Regions from separate parts of the Mus musculus genome. Here regions 2 and 3 are each linked to region 1. Evidence: chromatin loops called from intact Hi-C (ENCODE). Cell type or tissue: left cerebral cortex. All regions are shown on one strand. Region 1 has its middle 23 kb from the start of Dcstamp. Region 2 has its middle 53 kb from the start of Dcstamp. Region 3 overlaps Rims2 (regulating synaptic membrane exocytosis 2).

Region 1 (8,000 bases):
CCTGGGAAGGAGATGCTGTCACAAGGAACAATTCTGATGTTGAAAACAGACTTTGGCCTGCTCATTACAGTCTATGTTACACATCTGATTTTTTGTTTTTGTTTTTGTTTTGTTTGTTTGTTTGTTTTTCAAGACAGGGTTTCTCTGGATAGCCCTGACTGTCCTGGAACTCACTTTATAGGCCAGGCTGGCCTCGAACTCAGAAATCCACCTGCCTCTGCCTCCCAAGTGCTGGGATTAAAGGCGTGCACCACCACTGCCCGGCTAAAATGTGTAGCCCAGGCTGGCCTCAAACTCGTTATCCTCCTGCCTCTGTCTCTTTCAGTAAATCCTACAGGCATGTGCCACCACTACCGGCATGATTATTTAACTGTAGCTGGTCCACTTTAAATGGAAATGAAGAGTGGGTTGAATTCTTGGAGTTATCTATTGTGAAATGTGCTTTCTTAATCTCGTAGAGGCAGAAAGATGCTGGCGAGGGTGACTTCACACAGTTGCCTTTCTTCCCTAGTTCTGATGGCTTATAACGTCTACTGCATCAGAGACAACATCGTCCTTTCTCATGTCAAATCCCAGTTTGGTGGCAGTGCTGCATTGGAATCTTTTTGATGTCCTCACTGACACCATATTTACTATTGTTATAGATTTATATTGTTACTGCAGATATAGTGATTTTAACTAATTCGTAGGAATAGTCTCATCATGATTCTTCCTGTGATGTTAGACATTTTTTTCCTTTCTCAAATTCTGGGTCTGCTGCTTTTCTCATTAGGACCTAATCAATCAAGATCACCATGCAGGATGTTTTGAAGCTCTCAGATAGTTTTTGTTTTTAATTCCCCTATGACAAAGTGTCTCACATAGTTCATTCTTAGTAAGAACTAGCTGTCTCACTCAAAGATAAGTAACAAATACCATTGAGGTCAATTATTCACATTACAGAGGACAGAGGTGCTGGCTGGTAAAATGAATGGTGGGTGAATGTAGGTACATACCCATATTTGAAAATCTGTTATCTTAGCCTTAAATAGCCCTACACTGCACAGATAAGATTCAAATCAACAGTAGACTAAGCTTCCACATGTTCAGAGGTCAATTTCCCTTTTGACTCCCATCTATAATAGTTTTAGTGACATTTTCAAAAGCTAGACATGAAGGAAAGATGGTAACACGATACAGGAGACAACTGCCTTTTTTTTTTTTTTAATCTAAATTCTGAATGTCTGTGAACCTCACTTTATACTTAGAGAACAAATCAGAGTTAAGTTGGCCAGTAGACCAATTTGTACAAATGCAAACAAGTTAAAAATCCAATGGCATAAATAAACTACAGCTAGTCACACAGTCAGTGAAGTTAGAACAGAGTGCTCTCTGCTTTTGTGGATGGTGAAGTATACAGTGTGGTGTGTGCTGCCTCAAATCTTCCAGGCTCATTAGCAAAGGCTAGGAATGATGCTTCTCTGACCATGGCATACATTTATTTATGGAAAAGGATAGATTCAGAGAAACCAGGGAGGTCTCTGGGGGACAGAGACAAACATGCAGCCCTTGCTGACTTGCTCTTCCATCTTAGAGTTGGCTCAGTGTCAAAGTTGCCAGCATAGGATCAGAGGTGACAGCCATGTCATCTAAATTTGATCTCCTAAGTCCATAAAAGCCAGATGTGATGGCTTGCATTTGCAACCCCCATACTCCTTAGGCCAGAGGGGAGACAGAGACAGGAGAATCAGTGGAAGCTTGCAGGCCAGCTATCATGGAGTATGCAGGGCTACAAAAACAAGAGAGATAGTGCCTTGACAAGGTGCAAGGAGAAAACTAACTCCTAAAAGCTGTCCTCTGACCTTTACGTGTGTGTGTGTGTGTGTGTGTGTGTGTGTGTGTGTGTGTACATGTGCACACACACATACACACCACCACCACCACCACCAACAGCAGCAACAGAAAGGAGTGAGTGCATATGCAAAAAAGGAAAAGGAAATTCCAAATTTCCAAACCTGCATTCATGCCCTGGGAATATATGTTCTAAAGAAGTGAATAATTGAGATGATTAAGCAACCTCAGTACACACTCATCTGGAGAATTTTACTAAGCCTTGGAGAAGAGGGATTGTTGATTAAGTAAAAGCGCATCTACGTGGTGTCTATGTAATTAACTGTGTAACTGGTTATACACATAGGACTTCCACCTACTATTGATGAGCCATTGAATTTCTTCAATAACACAAAATGCTAATTGCCTGCCAACCAATACACTGCCTCCCTCTCTGTGGTCCAATTGCTTACTTGTGTGAATTCGTGAGGATAGACAATTTTGTCTATTCTTATCCATTTAATAAACATGACTTGCTGCTAAATGTATCTTTGTTTAGATGATTAAACTTGATTACATTTTTTTTTGTTAAATTTAGGGGATGATAGATAAATTTGCTGTAAAGGTGAAGGCAACCTTGTAAAACTACACAGTATGATAGAATGAACAGATTTTTAGACTGGGGAAAGCTGGATCCGAATCCCTGTGCTAAGCATTAGTGATATAAATGTAAGCAGCTTAGTGCTTGTCTCTCTGAGCCTGCTTCCATATGTATAGCTAAGACATAGCAATCCGCCCCATAGACACTCAATGAGATGACATGTGTAAAAGCTGGTGAACATCTCCCCTCCAAGTTAAATAAATAAATGCAGGCCCCTCTGGTTTTCTTCTCTCTAGTTGTTACCCTCTTTTTTTCAACTTCTGGCAATAAGTCTGATACACAGAGTAAAAACAGTGGAGAAGGACTTTTGACTAGGCCTGAGAGACAGCAGACCTCTGTGACAGTCCAGGTGGCAAATAGTTGAGGCTTTGCCTTCATACAGTCTCCGGTGCAATGACTTGACTTTGTCATTATAATCACAATGGCTGCATGAGCAAGTTTGCCTTCCAGTAAACATTTACTGGAAGAGCAAGCAGTAGGCTGTGTTGAGCTTGCATGATGTAACTGAACACCTGATAGTGCAGAAAGGCATTTGAGAAGTCCGTGGATGGCACAGGACATGGTATCATGGAGAGTCTTTTAAGTTAGAAACAGAGATGCTCCCAGATCTTCCCCAACACCTTGTTTTAAATGCCAGCTAGCTGGCTGACTTTACAAGTGACCTCCCCATCCCCCCCACCCCACCCCGGCTCAGAGATCATCTCTCAAAGGGCCGAGCTCAATAATCTCCAAGGAAACTGCTACTTCTTCAAACCTAGGATCCTAGGGAGACAGCAGTCCGCTGGAGAGAACCTCAAAGGTGGCCTGAGTCTTGGCATTTGATTGGCTTCCTCTTTCATGGTTGGTCAGTGAAACATAAAGAACAACAGGAGCTCTTGGGGTATTAGTGTGATTTATTTTCTGAAAGGGGGGGAAGATAACATTAGGTCAAAAGAAATGTTCTTTTTCAGAGGCAATTGGAACCGTTATTCAGTTCTAAATGTCATGTGTAATTTCATACAGTTTAAAGCCAGAGTGTGGTGTCAGTGGCAGACGACCTGAAAATTGAAGTCTTGCTTCTCCACAGCAAGCGGTGCACTGGCTGTAAACATGATATATTAATTAGAGGAGAAAGAAATCAATCGAAATTGTTTTGAAAAGGAAAGCGTCATAGAAAAGTGTTTATACAGGAATAATAAGGCCCCGTGTGTTGCAAATGGATGCATTAATATGTTGAAGAAAATACATATTCTTTCAAAATCCTTGATGTAATGAATTTTTTTAAAAAAATGCTGAACTCAGAATTTAGAGAATGAGTTTATTATTCAGGTGCTGTTGTGAGGTGACCCAAGTCCTTCTCCCTCCTGGCTCAAATCAGCTCTTCCCAGAAAACATAGTAAGTCTTACTATCCTTGCTGGGTGTCGGGCACATTACTGAGTGTAACATCTCACCAAATTTCTGATGGTATTGCAGTTTTAGGAATGAGGAAACTGAAGCACAGAGAAGCTTGTTCCAGAAGCAGACTTGAACGCAGGTCTTTGCTGCACAGTACATCAGCATGTTTTCTCTACTGGGCTCTTTGGATCAACCGTTCCTAATGAGCTTGAAGCAGAGCTGGTGCCTAAACCTTCCTTTCCTCCTACTTCATCTTGGCTGTCTTTCAGAAACCTGAGTGATCAAAACACAAAGAGAGAGAGAGAGAGCACGACAGCTATAGATTTTTTTCTATCTCTGAAAAGCAAATGAATGGAGACTTTCCAGATTATCCCAATTTATGATAATGACTCATTCCTCTGTATTCAGATATGTGGTTTTTAATAATACATCACACATGGGTGAATAATTTACCTTGGCTTTCCAGCTAGATTTTAACATTCTTATGAATAGAGAACATATGTCTTACTCCTTCGCTTATCTACCACAGTAATTAGTAGTCAGCCTGTCAATAGCACACAGCTTCCTGGAGAACACGTCATGCCAGCTGGGTGCGCTAGGGTGTGTCTGTGATTCCTGCACTTGGAAACAAAGGCAGGAAGATGGCTGCAGGTTCAAGGCCAGCCTGGTCTACACAGGCTAGCAAGGGTTAAAGAATGAGACCTCATCGTATGTGTGTGTATAAATATGCATAGATACATATGAGTGTATGTGTATACATATATGTGTGTGCACGCGTCTGTGTGTGTATATTGAATGAGGAGATGAAGGACCTAGACCAGGAATTCCTCAAGACTGATCCAAGGCAGAACACCACAAGTCTCTATAGCTTCTTTGGAGGAAATAATTTGCTTTCAAAGTAGAGCCAACAAACTCCATGCAAGATGTTCCTGGTTCATTTGGGTGTCCCCTAGGTGAGTCCCTTGCAATGCCACGCTTCTCCAGCTTCAGTAACTTGTGTGTGACCACTGTTCTTTCTATCCTATTTATATAGGCTCTGCTCTGTCATTTACTTAAACATTCTCTGAGTGAACTCAGCACTTTTACTTAAAGGAATTATTTAAATTGCTAATAATAATATCTCATGCAATACAAGCAGCGTGTATGTTGCTTGTGTCTATGTATATTATTCAGGAAGTTAATAACAGCAACAGCAATAACAACAAAACAAATAGATGCACTGTGTTTTTTTCTGAACGCTTTCAGTCTTTGATTGCCTGTGTGGAAGAGGTAGAGAGTCAGCTACACACACACACACACACACACACACACACACAAAACAAACCCTACTCTCACTTATAAGTCCTCGTTTGGCAGAACTTGCCCCCCCCACTCCCATTCTGTGTTGAAGAGCTTATGGAACTGCACTGAAGGGTCAAGGCATTTATTTATACACCAACTCCAGTGAGTGGGTAGCTGTGGGCAGCTGAGTTTGGGCACTGTCTCTTCCCTGGCACTCGAGGCTGCACCAAGAGCTTTCCCTATCTGTGAGCTTGAGTATTGGGATGGGATGGAGATGCAGTAGAGCCTAGATATCACAATATCCATCCCCCCCCCCATCAAAGAACTGTGATAGGGTACAGCCCATAACCACCTAGCACACCGCTGTCACTAAAGTCTTGTTGTTGGCTGGGATGTAACTCTTGCCATAAAGCTCTTTGCAACCATTCTCGACTGCTTTCCTCCAATGAAATGCCTACTACTAGTGAAGGGGTATACAAGTAGAAAAATAATTTTGCCGGAAAATATGCATACATTTTTCTATCATCTACACTACAAAGGCAGCCCTCGTTGAATGAGGGGGGGGGAACCCACTGGCCATTAATTCAGCTTAAACCAATGAATGACTTCTTGCATGTCTGTGTGGCTCAACCATGAAATCCTAGAGAACTTCCAGAGAGCCATGACCCGGAACACCCTGCTCCTCTTCAGAACACTATTTATAGTGTGTCCCGTGTGCAGCCGACTTTAAAGTTTTCGTCTCCAATGTTCCTCAGCCTGTGTAGATGGCATTTATGCAATTCAGAAAAAGACGCTTTGACAAGATTAGTCAGCAGCAAGGTCCTCTGACGCAGCTCCATCTAGTTAAAAATAGAAAGAGGATGCTTTGCCTAAGTCATCGTGCTGGGTGGCATTAGAGAACTGACCACAGTTTTGGTTCCCACATCCTGTTCTTTTATCCAGAAATAGACGAAAACTCTGTCCCTGGATTTTCGACAAGACCTTTTGCTTCTGTGACCTTGGCTTTCTTCTCATTCTTCTTGTTCTGTGTTCTTCTGCCCACTTTCCTCCCTGCACTCTGTAATATAAAATCTCAACTGTCAGCCAGGGGCTCTAGAGTCTGTTCTGACCTCTACTCTGTCTCCCCACCCAACCCCTGGTCCCAGGGGTTGCAAACTCTAGGCCAAATTGACAGTGTGACCTAAAGTCTGGCAGGTGTGTGAGGCAGCCCACTTATATCTCATCTGCAGGATGAGGAAGCTCCTACTGCATTTCCTACAGAGCCACTGGCTTTTTCCAGAACATTCAAAGACGCAGGTTATTATGGGAACTCATCTAATTATTAATGTTAGAAATAAAATTGTATTTTACTGTGTTTTAAAATAAAGTAGAACCCAGAGCATGAACTTTAGTTTGTAGATTCTGCTCCAGTGTTTTTTGGAGATTTTGTATGTTGAGAAAATGGGACTCTACAAAATCTAGAAGTTCTAGGTGAAACTGTCTGCCTTTTCTCATTCTTGACTTATGATACTAAAAGGGTATGAGTCTATAACAGAAGCCCTGGAATCCGATTTACCACTGGCTCTGTGTAGCTATAGAACTTCATACTAACTGCTTCAGTGGCAATGACCTTCAGACATCTACAAACCTCCATCGGCCTGTCTTTCTCATCTTAGAGACTGACTCCCCACAGCAGTTGATGGTCCATATATTTTTTTCATTTTCTCACATTAGAGGGCAGCTTTGTTGGCGGCCTGTTTTGTGTAAACCCCAAGCAGTAACATTGATGAAGCACTCAGAAAGTCTCCTTCCCTTGGGGCAACTATCATCATTCCTAGCACCTGCTACTTTCTGTTTCCATCTCTGCTACAGCATCTCAGTCCTCTGACCCTTTTCTCTATAAACAAAACAACAACAACTGTAGGACTATGAAAGGCAGCCTGATTTCTGGTTGAGCTAGGTTGGAAACCTGGAGACCCTGCAGTGGATAACCCTGCCACACTCCTTAACACCAGGCTCCTGACACATGGTTGCAGCTCTCCATAATTCTGTGGCCATCAGTCACATAAGGGCAACGCCCCAAGCCTCTCCACAGGTAGAGGATGTGACTACAGATCATATAGCCTGAAGACAGATCTCCATTTTAATGAACTACCTAAAGGCCTGGAGGCTTAGCCAATGATACTAAAACATTCCTCCCTGCAACAAAGTATTTAACCTCAAGCCTGCCCTGAGAAAGTGGGGTACAGTTTACTCTTGGCCACTCTCAGCCATGACAATAAATGCCTTAGAACCATGGACTGTCTCTTTTCATCAGGACCTGTTGTGAGGAAGCAATGGAACAGGCCTTGGTCTAAAGAGCTGGCCGCTAATCTATCCCAGAAGGCCTCTCAGGGCTCCCAGCCATGGCCTCCACCAAGCTAAGCCGCCCACTGACCAAGCCAAGGACTCTCCTCCCCATGGAACCTAACCGGAGCTCCCTTCTTTTCCCCTTCGGCCCTGGGCTAGATCCAGCCCACCAGAGCCCCCACCCCTGTTTTCAGCGCTTCTGTGGTTCCCAACAGCATCTAGGTGTTCAAGAGCATGAGAACCAGATGCCCGCAGCCTCCTAGCAGGTCCGGGACCCCCGGAGCGGTGTCCAGCAGCTTCTCATAGTCCAATACCTGCCCCTCACCAATGTGAGATCAGCACAGTCAACTTCCGGAGTCCCACCTCCCGAGCAGGCGCAGGGTGGCGTGGGAGGCGGGGGGGGGGGGGGGGGGGGCAATGCCAACTCCAAGCAACCATGTTGAAGTCATGTGGGGAAGGGTAGAGGCTCACAGCAGGACTAGGTTGGCTCTCCAGTAGCCCCTGCATTGGATGCCAGGCTTTCATACCCCAGTGGTGCTGCAAATA
Region 2 (8,000 bases), 76 kb before region 1:
GACTATTCTAAGACTGGTAGGCACCCTGAATTATGTGAGGTCTGAGGACTCATCAAGGCCATCAGCCTACACTGCCAGCTTTCTGTCTCCTGCAATCTGATAAGGGCATCCTCTGGTTTTGTTTATGTCTTTGATGAAATGTCGACTAAAGTGAGCCAAGATCAAAGCCTGGTAACAATTTTAATTGATATCAATACCTACTGTCATATAACCCATAAATTACCAAAAACTTTAATTAATACATATGACCTAAGTTAATTCTTAAGACTGCCTTCTAAGGTATTTTAAATATTTTGCAAGTATGAAAACTATAGTTCAGGTAGATTAAATCCTATGATCAACGTCACCTATCTGAGAAGATAAGTTGGAAGGATCCAAAGCCAGGTCTCTGGACAACAAGTTGGTTTACTCCCTTCACAGTAAGGATACTTCACTTGATTACAATCTGCTAGGTCTGTCCTACTTTGTCCACAGAGAGTTCAGTAAGACCGTTCTGAAATGATTTGTTTGAGATATACTATGAATAGGACAGTTCCCTTTAAATGGTCCTCACATTACATGGAGTGCTTCTGTGTGATGGCTGTTTATTATCATAGCACCTCCCTGAGTTTTTATTGAGATATCATTAGAGTACATAAGTGGGGTTAGCATGAGATGGACCTGCACTGACAGCTCATTATTGGGAGCATCCTTTTGTCCTTTCGCTTTACCATTTCTGGTTGAAGACTTCCTGCTTTGTTTTTGTAAACAAGAGGCAAGGGAGAATTGGAAAACATATTAGTGTCTTTTCAAACCTGTCACTGAATAGCAGAAAAGCTGTGCCCCTTCCATGACAGTTCTGATCTACTACAAGGCTCAGTCTCATTACTTGCAGCAGCTTTTGTGTTTCTGGGCTCTGACCTCCCAACTTCTGCCACTCTGCCTGTGAGTACATCCCTGCTTCTGTCTGTCCGCACCTAACAGCCCAACCTCCTCCTGCCACATTTATTTGTTAAAATATGACTTCATTGGTGGCACCTCTAATATGAAACTACTTTGGTTTTGTATATAAATTAGTTTTATATTCTGATTTATTTATCTGATTTTCCTTATTATTTTCATTGGAGTAGAATGATAATTTCATTTTTACCTCGATTCTTCCATACTGTCTGTTTTTACCATCCTGCCAGGGATGTTTCCAGGTATCAGTGGAGAGCTCTGGGGCACCTGCCTAACAATCAACAGCAACCATATTCCTCATGTCTTGACCAGAAAACAAAATAAAGAGACACTCTTTTAAGTGCTGACATGGCTGATTTCTGTATCACAAAGTGGACTTTGTTTTTATCCTGTGGTAAAAAAATTCTACTCAAATGGCCCATATATGTGTGTGTGTGTGTGTGTGTGTGTGTGTGTGTGTGTGTGTGTGTGTGTGTGTATGTATGTATGTATGTATGTATATTTCAGGCTTAGCAATGCTATAATTCTCTGAGACATGCCCCTCCCTCAGAAAAGAGATGAGAGTGTATATTAAGAATGGGCAGAAATGAGTCACATCAAATATGAGCCACACAGGACAACAATGATCACTAGATTATAATAAAAACCAGGTGTTCTTTGCTGCTCTGGCCATCTAAGGCACAAGTCGTCCTTTGGAAGTATTCTAAATACTAAATGCTCCAGTTGGGTGTCTCCTACTAGGTGTGATGGTGGTTCTGCTAGGTCTGCTTACAGAGGCCATTCCACTGCCCAGGGTCAACTTTAAGGAACATCTCAGTAAAGAATCCCAGGCCTCAGAACAGCTCAGGGGCCTCCCTAGAAAACAGCCTACAAATGAAAGCTGACAGCTATCTAAACAAGGCTTCGAAAATGTCCTCAGAAAGTTTCACCCCGTGCAATGTGGAGAATCCGAGATTGGAGGAAAAGGTCCTGGGAGATACCTCTGTCTCAGAATCGTTGTGAGGTCTATACTCATTCCTCCTCACCGAACTTAGTTATTTCCCAGGTAAGAGATAGACATGATTCTACTCCACTCTTACCTACAAAACCAGGGCTCTCATGCCACTTCTGTGGGCAAGACTTTTGGGGCAATGTGGTGGTCTCAATAAGCATTGTCGCCATGGGCTCATTTATTGAACGCTTAGTCACTAAGAAGTGGCACTGTTTGAAAAGATACAAAGGATTGACAGGCATGGCCCTATTGAAGGAAGTGTGTCACTGGGGATGATGGCCTTTGAGGCCACACCAAGCCCAGTTTCTCCCTCTCTCCCTCTCCCTCTCTCCCACTCTCCCTCTCTCCCTCCCCCACCTCCCTCTCCCTCTCCCTTTCCCTCTCCCTCTCCATCTCCAGAACAGGATATAGTTTCCAGCTACTACTCCAGTACCATGTCTGCCTGCCTGCTGCCATGTCCCACCCCTCCTATGATGGCAATGGATTAAATCTCTGAAACTGTAAGCCAACCCCCCCAAATAAATGTTTTCTTTTATAAGAGTTGCTGTGGTCATGATATCTCTTCCCAACAATAGAACAGTGACTAAGACAGGTGAGCTCATTGTCACCTGAGGTCTTCAGCACAACTGAAGACCATGGTACCCTGACCCAGGTACCACTTGATCCTTGATGGGTAGTGAAGAATGGAAGGGCAGCAGGAAACCTGCCTGACAAACTAAAGGCACTTCCTCAGAATCCTCAACTTTGATTAGACAACAGAAGAAATTAAATGCAAAAGGACATGTGGCCTCGCTTATTCTTGATTTCTTATACAACTCGGCAGGTCAGCTCAGCATGCAAAACTTAGGTAGATATTGTTTGTGACATGGCTCTAAAAAATCATCTCTTGATGGTTGAAGGGAGAGACAAGAGGTTGACTCATCCTGAACATTCTAAGTTGGTAAGTGCTGACTGCTTAAAATACTGATGATTCTGTCAAACTTTTAAGTACAAACTCACTACCGAAAGACTGTTGGGAAAACAATCCCAAATACTTCAAGCCAGAAGTCCAAAATTTTGTATGGTTTCTGTGCTTTGTATCCTGTCCTTTCTGTGTTTAAGATACCAATGAGGAGGAGATGGGAATAGAGAAAGAGATGGAAAAGAGTGAATCAGAAGAGAAAATAGCCCAACCCACTCCTTAGCTAGAACTTGACCTGGTTTCTATGTAGAATTTGGTCCATGTGTCTCAGAGGCAAGTGAGCATGTGAACGTGGGAGAACCAGAGATAAAATGAAAACAGAAGCAACACTGGAGACTTCCATTCATTATAAAGTATCCCTGAAGAACTGTGTGAATCTTGAATGGAGTATCCTGGCTTATAAGATAACAGATTCTGTAAGCCCAGAGCAGCGTCACCCCAGGCATAGATGACCTGACACAAGAGAAAGCAGGGCCACAGGCGCTCTGTGGGGAAGGTTGGAGGACAGTCAAGCAGCATCAGGAACACTATCACAGCTACAATGTCTAACTAAATCGTATCACTGACTCTTTCCTTAATCCTCTTGTATTCGAGAAACACCAAAGCATCAACAGGCTGCTCAGCCAGGTGACACAGTGCTTTTATCTGTTGAGTGGGTAACACGTCATTTAGACCTTGAGCCCACTGTTTGAAGCTATGTGATAAAGACCTGAGCATGTGCCATTTCCTACCTCCACCATGTTCCTAGTCTTCATAATGGTCATTCTGGGCAATATACTATAAGGAAACATGTTTCTGTATTATATTTTTCAAAAAAAAATATACTGCTAATGGCCATGACCTAACAATGTAATTGTGTTGAAGACTCCATTCTAGACTGAGGAGGGCCTCTGTGAAGAAGACATCACTCTATTTTTCCATACCAGCAATGCAGCGTTCTCTCTGTAAGCCACCAAGTAGACAGGGCATGGAAGAACTGCTTAGTTTTCTTTAGGAAGGTGGCAAAAAAGCGCTGAGTTTCTTCCATTCACTGTTTGTGCATATCTGGTTGGAATGACTGGTCTATAGGGATACACAGAATCCCTCTGCCAGAGAGGCACCTCCTGGTATAAAAAAGCACTCAACCATGAGACTCAATTTAGTCCTATATCAGTTAGGAATGATTTATATGAAACCATGGGTAGCAGAGATCCTAGGAAAATGGCTTAATATTAAATGACTTGTTTCTTCTTCATGGATACCTTGAGTATAAGATGGAAGCTGTAGACCTTGCTCTAATATTTAGATCCTAGGGAAAGGGAAAGGAGAAATCGTAGTGTACCAGTCACTGGGCAGCTGCTTTTGAAGCTTTTCTGACGATACTGCTCAAGACTTCTTGAATATTAATTATTCAAATATCAATATCATATTAATTATTAATATCAGAGGTTTGATATTTAACCTCTACGTTTTAAAGCAGTTGCAGGATATTTATTTATACATGGTATTTTTTCATCTTAAAGATCTCTTTTTTAAAAAAATATTTATCCATGTGCATGTGTGTATGTGTGTTTGTATGTGTGTGTATTCTGTCTTCATGCACCTGAGAAGAGGGAATCAGATGCCATTAGATATGGATTGTGAGCCACCATATGGTTGGTGGGAACTGACCTCGCAACCTCTGGAAGAAGAGTCAATGCTCTTAACTACTGAGCCATTATCTCCAGCCCTAAGATCCCTTTATTCTTATACTTACTACGAGACTTTTTAGAAAATAGTAGATGGGTGCTAAATTGTGCCAAATGCCTTCTCTACTTCTACTGAAGTGATTATGGGTTTTCTACGATGCTCTGTTAATATAGGAACAATGTAGGTTGATTCAAATGGTGTTCATCCCTTTGAATACTCCAGGGAGATGGCTTGATTGTGGTAGTAGCGTCTTTCTCTAAGGCTGGATTCGGTTTGGTACTGCACTGTTCGACTCTTGCGTTGGAGTCATGAGTGAGACTGGTCTTCAGTCTTTCTTCGGTAATGTGTTTGTTGGGTTGATGTCCGAGTGCTGGACAAACTGCTCAGGATGGAGCAGACTGCTACGGCCTCAGGTTACATCTATTATTATATCTTTCTTAAATGTCTGGTAAGATCCTGCACTAAATCCACTTGCAACTTAGGTTTTCTTTATGGAAATATTTTGACTGGAAAATAAAATTGCTTAAACACAAAACTACTATTGAATCTGTCTGCCTGGGTTATATTTCTTAAGGAATTTGTCATTTTATGTAAGTTTCCAAATTTATCTTCATGAAAGTATTTGTAATATTTTTCTCATTCCTTTGATATCTGAAGTTATCTTTCTTTCAATCCCAATAATGGTGATTTTTTCCTTCTTAATCCATCTTGTTAGATGTCTGCAATTTTGCTAATCTTTTCAACATACAAATCTAGAAATGCATTCTATTTCTCTGTTGCTTTATGCACATTGATTCTGTCCTTGCTGATTTTTTTGCTTTTTAATTACCTTGAAATTGATTGGTTCTTTGTATGGTTTCTTAATGTGAGAACTTAAATCATAAATTTTATATTTTCTTGTCTAATATAAACCATGAGGCAACCCAACCCCCTCCAAACATTAGATCTTCCCTCTTCAGATCCCTCAGGCCCAGGGTCCCACTCTGCTTGCTGTGTGACTACAAGCCATGCAGAACATTAACTTTAAATATTTGGACATTTTATTATACTGCCATTTGTTTTTAGCTCATCCCATTTTGTCCAGAAAGAACACTTTAAGAGTTTGTTCTTTCAGTGTCTGCCGAGGCTGTCTTTATGTTTAGGGACCAGCTGTCTGGCTAACCCATATGTCAGTTAAGTGGTTACTGTGTAAATACCAGCTTCATCCTATTTATTTATATTAGTGTCAAACCCACCACTTTTTTATTAATTATTGATGTTAGGACAAGTTGATTCACATTAGTTAAAACTGTATGTGTTTATTGATTATATAATCCCATCAGTTATTGAAAGGAAGGTGTTAAAGTCTATAGCTGTTGTTTGTAGGTGAACATTTCTTTCTTTAGCTCTATACATTTTTACATGCACTCTGAATTTGTTATGTAAAATACATTATTGTTATATACATATATACATATACAGACATATATAGATATATATGTCTTCCTGATAATTAAACTGTCATCATGAAGCACCCATTTATCAATGTGTTCCTAGCCTGGAAATCTGTTCAGTGTTGTATTTAAATCCTCTTTCTGGCTCAGTGCTTTCATCCTGCTACTTAAAACGTGCCTGGGCCACCTTACTGAAACTGTGTCTTTTTACAGGCAATAAGTGATTAACTTTGGCCTTTAAATTGGTCTTTTAATTTCTGCTTTATGTACAATTTATTTTTTTTTTTTTGGAAAAAATAGACTTTCAGCTTTTTTTTTTTTTTTTTCCATTTTTTATTAGGTATTTAGCTCATTTACATTTCCAATGCTATACCAAAAGTCCCCCTTACCCACCCACCCCCACTCCCCTACCCACCCACTCCCCCCCTTTGGCCCTGGCGTTCCCCTGTACCGGGGCACACAAAGTCTGCGTGTCCAATGGGCCTCTCTTTCCAGTGATGGCCGACTAGGCCATCTTTTGATACATATGCAGCTAGAGTCAAGAGCTCAGGGGTACTGGTTAGTTCATAATGTTTTTCAACCTATAGGGTTGAAGATCCCTTTAGCTCCTTGGATACTTTCTCTAGCTCCTCCATTGGGAGCCCTGTGATCCATCCATTAGCTGACTGTGAGCATCCACTTCTGTGTTTGCTAGGCCCCGGGATAGTCTCACAAGAGACAGCTACATCTGGGTCCTTTCGATAAAATCTTGCTAGTATATGCAATGGTGTCAGCGTTTGGATGCTGATTATGGGGTGGATCCCTGGATATGGCAGTCTCTACATGGTCCATCCTTTCATCTCAGCTCCAAACTTTGTTTCTGTAACTCCTTCCATGGGTGTTTTGTTCCCACTTCTAAGGAGGGGCATAGTGTCCACACTTCAGTCTTCATTTTTCTTGAGTTTCATGTGTTTAGGAAATTGTATCTTATATCGTGGGTATCCTAGGTTTTGGGCTAGTATCCACTTATCAGTGAGTACATATTGTGTGAGTTCCTTTGTGATTGTGTTACCTCACTCAGGATGATGCTCTCCAGGTCCATCCATTTGGCTAGGAATTTCATAAATTCATTCTTTTTAATAGCTGAGTAGTACTCCATTGTGTAGATGTACCACATTTTCTGTATCCATTCCTCTGTTGAGGGGCATCTGGGTTCTTTCCAGTTTCTGGCTATTATAAATAAGGCTGCTATGAACATAGTGGAGCATGTGTCCTTCTTACCAGTTGGGGCTTCTTCTGGATATATGCCCAGGAGAGGTATTGCTGGATCCTCCGGTAGTACTATGTCCAATTTTCTGAGGAACCGCCAGACTGATTTCCAGAGTGGTTGTACAAGCCTGCAATTCCACCAACAATGGAGGAGTGTTCCTCTTTCTCCACATCCTCGCCAGCATCTGCTGTCACCTGAATTTTTGATCTTAGCCATTCTCACTGGTGTGAGGTGGAATCTCAGGGTTGTTTTGATTTGCATTTCCCTGATGATTAAGGATGTTGAACATTTTTTCAGGTGCTTCTCTGCCATTCGGTATTCCTCAGGTGAGAATTCTTTGTTCAGTTCTGAGCCCCATTTTTTAAGGGGGTTATTTGATTTTCTGAGGTCCACCTTCTTGAGTTCTTTATATATGTTGGATATTAGTCCCCTATCTGATTTAGGATAGGTAAAGATCCTTTCCCAGTCTGTTGGTGGTCTTTTTGTCTTATAGACAGTGTCTTTTGCCTTGCAGAAACTTTGGAGTTTCATTAGGTCCCATTTGTCAATTCTCGATCTTACAGCACAAGCCATTGCTGTTCTGTTCAGGAATTTTTCCCCTGTGCCCATATCTTCAAGGCTTTTCCCCACTTTCTCCTCTATAAGTTTCAGTGTCTCTGGTTTTATGTGAAGTTCCTTGATCCACTTAGATTTGACCTTAGTACAAGGAGATAAGTATGGATCGATTCGCATTCTTCTACATGATAACAACCAGTTGTG
Region 3 (8,000 bases), 90 kb before region 1:
CCATGACAAGATGCTAAGATAAGGCTCTCAACATTATCTACAAATAAAATAGTTTGTCCTAGCTTAAAATAATAAATAAAGCCACGGAAACAATGAGCATACATGCCACACACTGTGTGGGCAGTATTAGTTTTTTTTTTTAATTTTTTTTAGATTTATTCATTTACTTATGTATCTGAGTACACTATCACCTCTCTTCAGAGACACTAGAAGTGAGCATTGATCCCATTACAGATGGTTGTGATCCACCATGTGGTTACTAGGAATTGAACTCAGAATCTCTGGAAGAGCAAACAGTGCTCTTAACCGCTGAGCCATCTCTCCAGCCCCAGGATTAGGATTTTTAAATCTTTGGTCTGGAGCCTGGAGACATGGCTTAGAGGTTAACAGCACTGACTGAGGCTCTCCCAAAGCGTGGGTTTCATCCTTATTACCCATATTAGGGCTCCCAACTAACTACAGTTCTAGATTAGATGCCATCTTCTGGTCTCTTCTGGCACTGCATGCACGTGCTGCACAGAAATACATGCAGGCAAAATACCCATACACAAAGTAATATAAAAACAATTCTTAACGTAAAAAAATCTTTGATCTGTTGAAGAGATGCTATTGAAAAACCTAGAATTCTTAATTCATAATTAGTTTATGTACTGAAAGTTATATAGTTTATCTTAATTATGTGAAACCAACACTCAAAGGGCAATGGGAACAAAAAGTTGGTAAGCCTTTTTCTATGTAGCGTTGCTTTGAATCCACTGCTGTAGGACATTTGGAAAGGTTCACAAGCATGGGGTAGTCCTGTCTCTAACAAATAGCATGTTATCTATAGGTGAGGTGCAAAGGGCACCCATAGGGAGAGGACCATGAGGTGAGGTTCAGGGCCCACTCTGCCATCGCTATGGGAGTGCTCAACATCCAGACACGTGTAGCCAATTTACAGATGCAAACCATAGGAAATATTGGCTTATCATTAATTGCATAACCCAATGGTATTTTCTCCAACATGATTATATAAGGAAGGGAACAGTTTTTCTGCAGTTTTTAAATAGGGCCATATAAACAGGCTGAATCTTTGAGACTTGAGGAGAAGGGAAAGAAATAGATTTGCTAACCTCCAAGGAAGTCCAGAAGAGTGAAAGGCTAGCAGGGCAGTGGCTCAGTCACCCGCATGAGACACACTTGTGCGATGCACTAAAGAAATTTGGTCTTTCTGGAAGAAAATTAAAGATAAACATGCTCTGAGCTCTGATCTTTATGAGCCATTGCCTGGGCTATAAAAATGTCTATTTCATGGTCTCCACATGCAGGCTTATATTCAAGTATGACTTCCATCTCAGATGTTTACCATCATATTGAAGAAATGATACGTAAATTTTATCATACAGTAAATATTACCTTTTAGCCTTCCAGACGGTGTGCTGGGAGTTGAGGGTGTGAGTCATACCAGCAAATCAGATCAGAATGTAAGACAGTGGGCTTCAGAGTCAGGAGCCAAGTCAGCACAAGGAGACTACGTTCTCTTCTTGGCTTCTGGCACATATACTTTTGGGCAGATGACATAATGCTCCTACCGTGAAGGTGGCTCACTAAGGCTGGCAGGAGTCTGTTGTTTTCAATACTCTAGGCTCTGCTGAAGAGCTGGAGCTCTGGCACCAAACAAAACAGGCAAACCCTACCTCCATGCAGGCCAAGAGACCAGGGAGACCTCATCAAGAAATTAAATTATAAGAAAAATAATTTTAAAAAATAAAATAAATGAGATAACATAAATGTCGATGATAAAATAAGACAAGGAAAATAAATGAGGGAGGTTCAGCTAAGTACCTCCCAAACCTGACTTCAGATCCCTTCGTCCCTGGACAAATGAACCCACTTACTTCCTTAGCTTTTTTCTTTCTTTCTTTTTCTCTCTCTCTTTCTTTCTTTCTTTCTTTCTTTCTTTCTTTCTTTCTTTCTTCCTTCCTTCCTTCCTTCCTTCCTTTCTTCCTTTCTTTCTTTCCTTCTTTCTTTCTTTCTTTCTTTCTTTCTTTCTTTCTTTCTTTTTAATTTTTATTACATTTACTGAGAGAGACAGAGAGAGGAATGAGTACCTTCATGCTGTGGTGTGCATGTGCAGATCAGAGAACAAGTTGCTGGGATCCATTCTCAGCTTGGGCCATGGAACCTTTGGAGATCAATCTTGAACCTTCAGGTTTGGTGGCAAGAGCCTTTACCCACCGAGCCATCCTGTTGACCTTTATAAAGAACTTATGTGATCTATGCATGCATTTCATCTGTGTCTGAGCCACAGTATTTAAACTACTATAACAGGACTTACTAAGAATGACATTTTTAAACAAACAAGCGAGAGGATGAAGGTAGGATTTTCCATAAGGGAACGGAGGGAATGTAAGTATGATCGGAAGGCAGCTATGTTTGGAGAAGAACATTCCAAGCTGAAGCAAAGCCAAGCACTGAGCAAGAGTTTGCCCGTAGCAGGGAGTTGTGGCCCCATGGGAGGGAGAGGGAGTGAGACAGATGAGGAGAACCAGTGTGGGGTGAGGTTGAATGCTTTTGTGTTTTATAACATAGAAAACTTCACTTTACAGTGAGTGGAATGACCGACCTTTAATATCATCAACTCACTACTGCTGAGAGGCACAAGAGTGGGCCATTCAGTAGGTGTTACAGTAATGTACCACAAACATAATGGTGACAGGGACCAGAATGTAGCATTAGTGAGATCAGATTCTGCATCTCTTTTGACAGTAGGCTAAGTAAGATTTGTTCATACAGTGGATGTGTGTAGTAAAATACATGACATTGATTTGTTAGGTCTACCATAATAAACTACGATAGGCTTAAAAATTAAAAAATATTGTTTTTCCAAAATTTAGAGGCTGAAAGTTCAAGATCAAGAAATTAATAGATTTGGATTCCAAGAAATTCTCTTTTACACATGGCCACCTTCTTACACCATGTTCTCAGTGTCCCTTCCTTCCTCTTTCATTGTTTCCCAACCCCCACCCCTTGTGACTTCATTTAACCTTCGTTTATGTTTATCTATGCTGTGGCCCCTTTTTAAAACTATGGATTAGGCACACTATGGATTAGGGCTTCAACATTTAAACTTTGAAGAAGACATAATAGATAAAGACGAGCCTACTGCTGAGCAATTGGGAGATGGTGTTACCTTATGCCCAGTAGATATCCTGTTAGCCAGCTAAACTGTTGGAATGAAAGGGTGTGGTCCAGAGAGGAGGGCTAAGCCAGAGATGCTCTAGGCTGGCCAGCACCAACACAGACACCACTCAGTTGGGTGAAACATCCAACTCAGACACATGCAAAAGACATGAGGTAAAAAGATGCAGCTGTGGTGTTTAATGCAGAACTGGCAGAGATTAAAGCATAGAGGTACTTTGGAAGAGAGAAAAGTGAGGGCTTTTCCAAGGATTCAGGGAATGAAAGGGGTGTGGACTGGGAAGGAGAGTGCAATCCATGAAGGGGTTGGGTTTGTTTTGGGGTTTTTTTTTTGTTTGTTTGTTTTTTTGTAAGATGGCATGGGGGCCTGTTTATATGCTGATGAGAATGATACAGATTTTTTCAGCCATAAAAAGATAAGTAGTAGAGTCTCTTAGTGTAGCTAAGAGGATTAAACATGGCAAAGCATGCCATGACAAAAGTCCCCACCCCCAAGACGAAGCCAGAGAAGACACATAACCAGAAGCCCACATGGTGTAGTAGGTGCTTCTGCTGACAGGCGTGGAAGGCGAGAGAGTGTAAGATGGACTGAGATCTGTGGGAGGTGCTGTGGGATGTTGGGGTCCAGTGAATATTAGTGGCATCTTAGCCTTGCCACATCAGCAAGGCCAGCAGAAAACTCAAGGAAGGCTGAGGATTTAACCCCACGTGTCATTCTGCTTTCAGTCTGATCTTCCCTGGGGTCCGCCTGGCCTCTGACAGCCAGTTCAGTGATTTCCTGGATGGCCTGGGCCCTGCTCAGCTAGTGGGACGCCAGACCCTGGCTACTCCTGCAATGGGTAAGACTTTCTGTCACATGACTTCACTGTCCTTTAGATTACTGAAAGTCACATTCCCTCAATTTCATGCTACTTTTAACAAGATTACCAGCAAGAAAAAAGAGTCTTAGGTTTTAACAGTAAATGTTCTCAGTTTTTTCATTTGTAAAAATGAAATGATTTCTGATCATCTTCGGACATAAGAATATATCTGGAGAATGTCTGACCCAGAGTTCTTTGGCACAAGCATTCTTCCTACATCCTGTTTTTCTTTCCTATGTGCCCACCAGGTGACATTCAGGTGGGAATGATGGATAAAAAGGGACAGCTGGAGGTAGAAATCATCCGGGCGCGCGGCCTTGTGGTAAAACCAGGTTCCAAGACACTGCCAGGTAAAACAGAAGAGAGTCTGTTATTCTTATGTCTGTGTCGTTTGGTGTAAATGGTGCCTTTCTTTGCCGAGATCTTCTTAATCAAGAAGTGAGTAGAGAACTCTGCTGTCACAGTGCGTGGGGGCTGAGCTGTCTGCCAGCATTCTGAGGGAGCTGTGAGTGACAAGGGGGAAGGGAGCGTACAAGTACATGCACAGCGGAGGCCTCCGCCTTTGCTCAGGCACATTGTCACAGTGTGTGCTGCAAGTGTAGTTTCCAGTTAGCTGCTGTTTTATGTTATTCTTTGGTTTACTGAGAACTTCAGTTTTTTTCCTTAGGCATCCTTCAAGTTCTGGAATTAAAATAAAAATAGACTAGATCTACACAGGCCCATAGACTATGAATGCTGGCTGCTCTAAGACAAATGTTCAGGCCTACAGTATGTAAGAGGCTCTGGCATAACTTGATGCCACGTGTTTCAAGCATCATTATAATTCAAGGTGCTCGGAGCCATAGCTTGGTGCATGAGAGATCCAGCACATAAAGATGTGGATTCTGAAAGTGTCCCTGTTCCCAAAGCCCACACTGACATAATTATGCATTTCTCTCTCAACTCCTCAATCCTTATAGGAATTTTGAAGTAAAGTTATGTTTCTGACTGTACCACTTTAGAATTACGTTGTAAAGATTCTGAGAGTAGTTGACATCTTCACCATAATGAACAGCATGAGACATGGGAATGTCGCATGTCATGTCTCAGCGTCTGTCATAGAAGGTTGTAGGCATAGAATTCCTAGTGAGCTGCATTTCCAAGCTCCTTCTGAATGTATCACCTCAGAGCCCATCCCTGCTTGGACTCACACCATTACCAGTTAGTAAATGCTTTGAATAGTAAGGGAGCCCTGTGGGGTAGTGGAAAAAAAAAAAAAAAAACCTCCTCATTTCAAACATGTCTAATGAGATCCAAATATTGGTAATTTAAAGACTAAGACATTGCTCTTGAATCTTGTTTGTAAGTGGATGCATATTGCCTTATTTAATTCACATTTAAATCTCTACAAGAAGGAGTTGTGGAGAGAAAAAAGACCCTCACAGGCTATGTCAATATACTTAATACTGAATGGCTGACAACTGTCCATTGTGGCTCTGACGTGGAAGGCATGCCAGTGGCTTGAGTGCTGCCAGCTCTTCAGTGAAGATGAAGCCATTGTGCTTGCCCTCTATGTGCTGGGTACTTCACAGTCTTGCTCATCACTCACTCTGTTCTTTTCTCCCAAGCACCGTATGTCAAGGTGTATCTGTTAGACAACGGAGTCTGCATAGCCAAAAAGAAAACCAAGGTGGCGAGAAAGACCCTGGAGCCCCTGTACCAGCAGCTCTTGTCCTTCGAGGAGAGCCCCCAGGGGAGGGTGTTACAGGTACGTGTTCACGGCTGACCTCTGACACAGAAAGGGGTGGCCATGAAGCCACACTGTAAGTCTAGCATCTCTTCTGTGAATTTCTTCCCCGTTCGTCATGGCTGAAATTCTCTGTCAGCTGCAAGGCAGTGGCCAGTGCTGTATAGCTGTTCTTGTTGCTGTTCCCCTTAAAGGGAAAGACCAAGGACGCAGACACGTGAACCTGAGTTACACTCCAGCTCAGTTTGCCCTACACTATTATGCGGTTTTCCTAATGTCACTCTGGCTTCTGGGAATTAAAGGCAGCAGTGCCATTAATCAGACACCCTTGACAGCAGCTTATTAGCTAAGCACATTTTCCTGTCTTAGTTATGATTGGTTTCTCTGCTGTGATGTGCATGTCTATAGTAACATTACTTTTTTGTTTTCTGCCAACAGATCATTGTCTGGGGAGATTATGGTCGTATGGATCACAAATCCTTTATGGGAGTGGCCCAGATACTCTTAGATGAACTGGAACTATCCAACATGGTGATTGGATGGTTCAAACTCTTCCCTCCTTCCTCCCTAGTAGATCCAACCTTGGCACCTCTGACAAGAAGAGCTTCCCAATCGTCTCTGGAAAGTTCTACCGGACCTTCTTACTCTCGTTCATAGCAACTATAAAACTGTTGTCACAACAACCAGCGATACAAAAACCAGAAGAAAACGCACAGGTGGAAGCCCCTGGTAACACTGCATGCTTGATGTTGTGTCTACAGAGCCCACGTCTAGGGATACCAAGCAGTCCTGTGTTCTCAGAGGAAGTCGTACACATTGTGCCCTAGCAAAGGCCCTCAGGTGAAAGAGCAGAGCTGTGAAGAACTATCTATCAGGTTTGGAGTTCAATGACACTCGAGTTTTGGTCCATTCTGAAGCCATGGATTAATCTTAAAGAATCAGTCAGCCCTTTTCAATGGCTCCTTTATATTTTTATCAATTTTCTTCATTTATCTGACCCCAAAGCCCTGTTATGCCACAGAAATGGAGCTCTACAGCCATTAAGACACATTACAGGCCAAGGAGCAAAGACCTAGGAAGCAAGCATCAGGTGAAAAGCAAGAGACCAAAGAAGTGGTCAGGAGCAGAGTCAGCCACCGTTCCTGGAGGGGCTCCAGCAGGGAGAGCGGCCGCCGGGGCTGCTCCGGGAGGGAGGCAGGCATGTCATTCACTAATGCCGAGATGTACTGGACTCTGAAAATCAAAATTCTGTGACTGCACTGTACTGAATGAAATTAAAGAAACTTTTTTTGCATGGACACAGATTAGCTGAATATTTAAATTATTTTCTCGGGGCTGCAACTTGCAAAAAAAAAAAAAAAAGAATAAAAATCAGCCATTTTCAACAATTTATATTATTTTTAAAAATAAATTTCACTAGTGCATGGTTTTACAATGGGAGAGAATGCAACAGGGTGGTACAAAGACACACCGTGCTTATTCTTTAATCAGAGTCTGTGTTTTGGCAGACAATACAAATGAAAATACTTTCTAGCAGATACTTAAAATTCTCTTTATGTGACAATAAGTATAATATATTCAATTTATTTCCATGTTAAATATACAGATCTTATGATGTTCAATATGTGCAAATTTTTCACATCTTTCTTCCTCTTGTCTGTCTCACTTTTCTTCTCCCACTTTTAACCTCTTCTTTCCTTTCTCCCCTCCTCAGTGAGTCTTACTCAACACCACAAGTCTTTGACCCGACCCTCTTATAGCCCAGATTTGATTCAGAGCCATAGATGCATCTGAATTCACAGATTTCTCAGATCTGTCCGAGAGCTTTCTTTATTTCAAGCATGTTGAAGGATTTTGCAACATGACTTGGGACATACAGCAAGTCAGCGCGCATTTGACAAAGAAGATATCTGAACAGTTGCAGTTTATTGTACAGTGCATGGTAATTTTTTTCACCTTAAAGATTCAGTTTACAAGAAAATTTTCAAACCACATGGCATTGTAATGTCCAACAAATTTGTTTTTAGCACCAGCATTAGTCATACAGGGGGTTAAGTATTATTTGTAGGTCTTAGGTTTTGTTTGTTTGTTAATTTGGTAAAGCAGTTTCTTTAGCTGATTTCCATTTACTATGTGAATAGAAACACTGCTCAACATGTGGAACCCTGAAACACAGGGCTGTTTATTAATTCATTTTTCTGTAGGAAAATTCAATTTTTCACAAATTATATTTC

What was found. Peaks named below come from ENCODE experiments on the same cell type or tissue, not always from the same donor. Only the 100,000 strongest peaks of a DNase experiment are listed, where the experiment ranks them.
Region 2: a loop joins it to region 1, with 2.5 times the contacts of the local background. A loop is called at or near these places in 3 of 42 quality-filtered maps.
Region 3: it touches region 1 in a loop (2.5-fold over the local background); 3 of 42 quality-filtered maps call a loop at or near these places.

The regions. Positions count from the first base shown.
Region 1 is chr15:39,765,141-39,773,140 of GRCm38, forward strand. It overlaps a transcript of Dpys not described here. Among named protein-coding and RNA genes, the nearest start is that of Dcstamp, 23 kb to the left of the region's middle. In left cerebral cortex, no CTCF peak of the experiment used is centred here; DNase peaks (open chromatin) are centred at 2,546, 4,060, 4,405 and 5,949; H3K27ac peaks cover 2,266 bases.
Region 2 is chr15:39,689,020-39,697,019 of GRCm38, forward strand. No RefSeq gene overlaps it. Among named protein-coding and RNA genes, the nearest start is that of Dcstamp, 53 kb to the right of the region's middle. In left cerebral cortex, no CTCF peak of the experiment used is centred here; a DNase peak (open chromatin) is centred at 3,137; H3K27ac peaks cover 595 bases.
Region 3 is chr15:39,675,342-39,683,341 of GRCm38, forward strand. Rims2 (regulating synaptic membrane exocytosis 2) reads left to right here. Exons shown (of 27, transcript NM_053271.2): 24 at 3,907-4,019; 25 at 4,289-4,390; 26 at 5,648-5,787; 27 at 6,205-8,000. The coding sequence ends at 6,423. Among named protein-coding and RNA genes, the nearest start is that of Dcstamp, 67 kb to the right of the region's middle. In left cerebral cortex, a CTCF peak has its summit at 496 (motif pointing left); DNase peaks (open chromatin) are centred at 3,809 and 4,548; H3K27ac peaks cover 849 bases.